2 separate regions of the Homo sapiens genome follow, and region 2 is linked to region 1. Evidence: read pairs that join two places in POLR2A ChIA-PET (ENCODE). Cell type or tissue: K562. All regions are shown on one strand.

Evidence for each region. ChIA-PET counts read pairs that join two places held together with the same protein. Peaks named below come from ENCODE experiments on the same cell type or tissue, not always from the same donor. Only the 100,000 strongest peaks of a DNase experiment are listed, where the experiment ranks them.
Region 2: POLR2A ChIA-PET joins it to region 1 with 5 read pairs; 1 of 35 experiments calls an interaction of 5 or more read pairs at or near these places.

What each region holds. Positions count from the first base shown.
Region 1 is chr1:228,451,554-228,454,053 of GRCh38, forward strand. No RefSeq gene overlaps it. Among named protein-coding and RNA genes, the nearest start is that of H2AC25, 5.1 kb to the right of the region's middle. RefSeq lists an enhancer at 423-1,187. In K562, no CTCF peak of the experiment used is centred here; a DNase peak (open chromatin) is centred at 1,138.
Region 2 is chr1:227,334,780-227,337,279 of GRCh38, forward strand. No RefSeq gene overlaps it. Among named protein-coding and RNA genes, the nearest start is that of CDC42BPA, 18 kb to the left of the region's middle. In K562, a CTCF peak has its summit at 579; a DNase peak (open chromatin) is centred at 952.

The sequences.
Region 1 (2,500 bases):
GTATTTTTAATAGAGATGGGGTTTCACCGTGTTCGCCAGGATGGCACGATCTCGATCTGCTGACCTCGTGACCCGCCCGCCTCGGCCTCCCAAAGTGCTAGGATTACAGGTGTGAGCCACCGCCCCGGCCTATTTCGTGATCATTAATATTTATATCCTCCTATGTATTTAGTGATCCTGAATATTTAGTGTCTCTGGTATATTTTATGACTATGAATACTTAGTGCCTTTCTGTTGTATATTTAATGATCATGCATATTAAGTGGTGCTTATATACTTAGCAATCATCAATGTTTAGTGCCCTGAGGCCTTCTGTTTACTCACTGTCTCCTGCATATTCAGTATTTTGGTCCCGCAACCGCCTCTGCCTTTGAGGCCCACAAGCTCTACTTATGACTTACCTCTGGATCTTGTACTCCAGCCTCCAGAGCTGCGAGCCCTAAACCCTGTTGTCTGTAACTTTCCCAGGCTGTGGTATTTTGTTACAGCAGCCTGCATGGGCAACTTTCGTTTGTCTATTTTACTTAACTGAGTGACCAAAGAAGGATGGAGCCATTCCTGGGCTGGGGATGACTGGGGGAAGTCTCAGTGTTCGGTTGGGGCTGGGGCATGGAGAACCTTCTGTGGGATTCTCTGCAGGGTGAAGTCAGGCCCCTTGAACAGGTGCAAGTATCAAGAGGGTGAGTATTAGCCTGGAGCTCTGGGAAATGTCCACAGTCCATGGTTTGTGGTCACTCAAGTCGTGGTTTGGATGAGCTCATGGGAAAAAGGAAGTGTCAGGGTGGAGGCCGCAGGACCTGTGGTGAGTGGTGAGAGGTACCCCCCGCCCTGGCACACACGGTCTTGGAGCTGTCCCTCAGCACACCACACCAGGTTGGCCTGCTGACTTGCTGTGACTCCCAGCGTGCGGCCTGAGGTACAGTGAGCAGCTTCCAGGCGAGGCCCCAGGGGGCCTTGGCCCCACCACCAACCCACTGCTGAGTCACTGGTGACCCCTCCTAACCCTCCCTGACCTACCAGCTGACCCCTCCTGACCCTTTGGGTGACCCCTCATGCCTCCTCCCTGACCCAACCCTGACCCCTCCTGACCTTCCACTGACCCCTTCCTGACTCACCAGCTAACCCATCCCTGACCTTCTGGCTGACCCCCCCGACCCATCAGCTGACTCATCCCTGATCCCTCCTGACCCTCCACTGACCCTTCCCTGACTCACCAGCTGAACCCCTCCCTGAACCCTCCTGACCCTCCACTGGCCCTCAGTGGGTGGCGAATGTCCAGGAGCCAGGTCTAGCCTGTTCACCAGACACCTGCTGTCCAGGAAGCCTGGCTCCCACCCCGGCCCCACAGGCCCACCAGCCACAATGCTTTGGGCTGGTTTGTTATCTTGGCAGGAGACACCTAGAAGGGCCTGGCCAGCAGGTGACCAGCAGGGCCCACTCAGGGCCATGGGTGGGCTGAGAGCACAGCCCACTGGGCAACAAAGGTGGCCTGGGGCCCAAAGGCAGCTCCACGAGGGGTGGCTGCTGGGTCCAGGGTCTGGAAGCCAGGTGTTGCCATGGACTTGGCATCCCCAGCCGCCTGCACAGAAGCAGCTGCCACCAGGCAGTGGTGGGACAGATGTGGCCAGCATCCCACTGCCCCTGACACTTGGTGAGCGGCATGCAGGAAACTAGAGACTCTTCCAGGCAGGCCCAAGACCTGCTCTGGTGATCAGAGTCGGGGCCTCTGTGGGACAGGATAACACACAGACAGGGACAATGAGGACGAGTTCAGCACGACCCACACTGGACAGGGGTCAGAGCAGATACCCAAAACTGCTTCCCTGAAGGACTGGCATCACAAACGCTTCAATGCAGCATCTCAGGAGAGGAAGAAATTGCAGGGAAGAGGGTGGTTGTTTTTTTTGTTTCGTTTTCGTTTTTCAATTGGAAGACTCGAGCATTTTGGTGTTGAGCATGTGGGAACTGACCAGCTGGGGCTGGGGAGAGACCCACAGTCAGGAGAGAGGAGGAGAGGGATGCGGGACAAAGCTGAGCCAAGCCGAGAGTTCTGCAAAACTGCAAGCTCTCTCTGTGGGTTACTCCTGAGGCTGGCTTCAGCTGCATTCTCCTCCTGGGACATATCTCCTTTTCTCTTCCTCCTCCATAAAGTGCCTGCCCATAGGGATGTGTGAAGTGTGATGAGCAAACTTCCAGTGAAGGTGGGTGCATGTTGGGAATGCAGCGGGCGGGGAATGCAACAGGCAGGGAAAAGTCACGATGCATCCACAGGACAGACAGCCAGCCCTGCAGAGATGAGTTGCCCACAGCCACCAAGAGGGCCCTCTTCTCTCCACAAGGTCCCCAAGTGATGGCTGCTGCTGCACCAAGGGCAGTCCCTGCTCCCCCTCTTTATACCTGGGGTAGGCCAGTGGCATCCTGAAAAGCACTAGGATGGGCCTCTCTCCTCTTGGGCATCTGGTCTACCCTCCTCATAGCCCTTCTGGGACCCCAGGCTTTC
Region 2 (2,500 bases), 1.1 Mb before region 1:
AAAAAAAATTGCATTTAGGGCCGGGCGTGGTGGCTCACACCTGTAATCCCAGCACTTGTGGGGGCTGAGGCGGGTGTATCACCTGAGGTCAGGAGTTAGAGACCAGCCTGGCCAACATGGTGAAACCCTGTCTCTACTAATAACACAAAAATTAGCTGGTTGTGGTGGTGCATGCCTGTAATCCCAGCTACTTGAGAGGCTGAGGCATAAGAATCACTTGAACCCAGGAGATGGAGGTTGCAGTGAGCCGAGATCATACTGTTGTACTCCAGCCTGGGTGACAAGAGTGAAACTCCATCTCCAAAAAAAAAAAGCATTTAGGAAGGAGGTGTTGAGTATATTAACAAAATAAGATATAATATTCAAAATGCCAAAAGGACAACAGTAGGGCATGGACATTAATCAGTCAGAATGGACAGTTGTAAACAATAGACATGGCCGAATTAATGTATGCTGACTGACCTGAAAGATGTGATATTATGATGATATTTCACTAAGAAGCTAGGAATACCCAAATTCTATCCTTGTTCATGACTTTCTCCCAAGAGAAATATATACCCAAGAGACACAGCAAGGCACTTTATCATTGGCTGGAGCTTTGGCCCCAACTCCTAGCAAAGAACTCAAGTTCAGTCTGAATAACCTCAAGCCAAAATATGCGCAAAGGCTTGCTGTGGTTTTTTTCCCACTGGAAGCCTGAACCTGAGACACAGATCTTTTCACTCCACTGCACGAACAGGTCACATCCACCAGATGGGAGGCAGAAGACCCAAAGGAACAGAGAGCAGAAGAGACGGTTTGCCCCAAAGCCTACACCTGTCTACCTCAGGGCTTCTCAGATCAGAGCAGAAGCACTTCTCAAGTAAGTTACAAAATGGGAGGGGTCAGGGGTAGGAGCATCTAAAGAGAGGAAGAGGGTCAGGGTTTATTACACCAACTGCTTCACCCTCTGGTGAGGCATGAGATAACCGTGGGTGGGTCTCCACTCTGATGACGGGAACTATAAGCCTTATCTCACATCTCTAGCTTTCTAGAGGGAAGAGGTCAGAAAGAAACCTATCCCTGTAAACCAGACATTTCAGCACAGCACATAGTTTCCATTCACTGGTACAGTGGTGAAATAATTGTCCTTAAACTTGTATGTCTGTACCATTTTGGTATAAAGGGTGGGGTGAGGGTGAGGAGCAAAGAGAAGACTAGAGACAATACCATATAGCACTGACATTTTGCAAAGTACTTTCACAAATAATTCATGCACAAACTCTCTTACCACCATCTTGAACTTTCAGGACTCCATGTGAATTTTACTTTAATGGCCAAGGTTACATAAAGTGTCTCTAGTCACTGAATTCATGAGTGTCTGCTGGGGTCCTATTGTTGCAAGGATAGAAACCAATTATAACTTAAAGACTTTACTGGAAGCTTATCAGATAGCTCATGAAAACAAAGGAAAGGCAGAAGTACCAGGACAGCTGTAGGATCTAAGCAGTGAGAACCAGTGGTTATTTCTTCCAGGTGCCAATGACAAGATAAATCAGCTCCAACATTTCTGGCTCTGACCCAGCAATTCCATTACTGGGTATATACCCAAAGGAATATAAATCATCCTATCATAAAGTCACATGCAGCCGGGCACAGTGCCTCACACCTGTAATCTCAGTACTTTGGGAGGCCGAGGCAGGCAGATCACTTCAGCCCAGGAGTTCAAGACCATCCTGGGCAACATGGCAAAACCGCGTCTCTACTAAAAATACAAAAATTAGTTGGGCCTGGTGGCGCATACCTGTAGTTCCAGCTACTTGGGAGGCTGAGGCATGAAAATTGCTTGAACCTGGAAGAGGGAGGCTGCAGTGAGCCAAGATTACACCACTGTACTCTAGCCTAGGTAAGCGAGATTTGGTCTCAAAAAAAAAAAAAAAAAAGACATATGCATGTGTATGTTCATTGCAGCACTATTCACAATAGCAAAGACATAGAATCAACCTAAATGCCCATCAACAGTGGACTGGAAAAAGAAAATGTGGTACATATACACTATGGAAAACAACACAGCCATAAAAAAGAACGAGATCATGGACGTTGCAGGAAAACGGATGGAACTGGAGGCCATTACCCTTAACAAACTAACGCAGGAACAGAAAACTAAATACTGCATGTTCTCACTTATAAGTGAGAGTTAAATGATGAGAATACCTGAACACAACATAGAGGGGAACAACACACACTGGGGCCTACTGGAGGGTGGAGGCTAGGAGGAGGCAGATTATCAGGAAAAATAATGAATGGGTACTAGACTTAACACCTGGGTGAAGAAGTAATCGTACAACAAATGCCCATGACACAAGTTTACCTATGTAGCAAACCTGCATATGTACCCCAAACTTAAAAGTTTAAAAACAAAAATTTCAGGGAAACACTATCTGGATGACCTAGCTTGGTTGTATGTTCATCCACTGGACAGAAAAAGCCATGGCCTCTAACAAAGGACTATTTTGGTGGT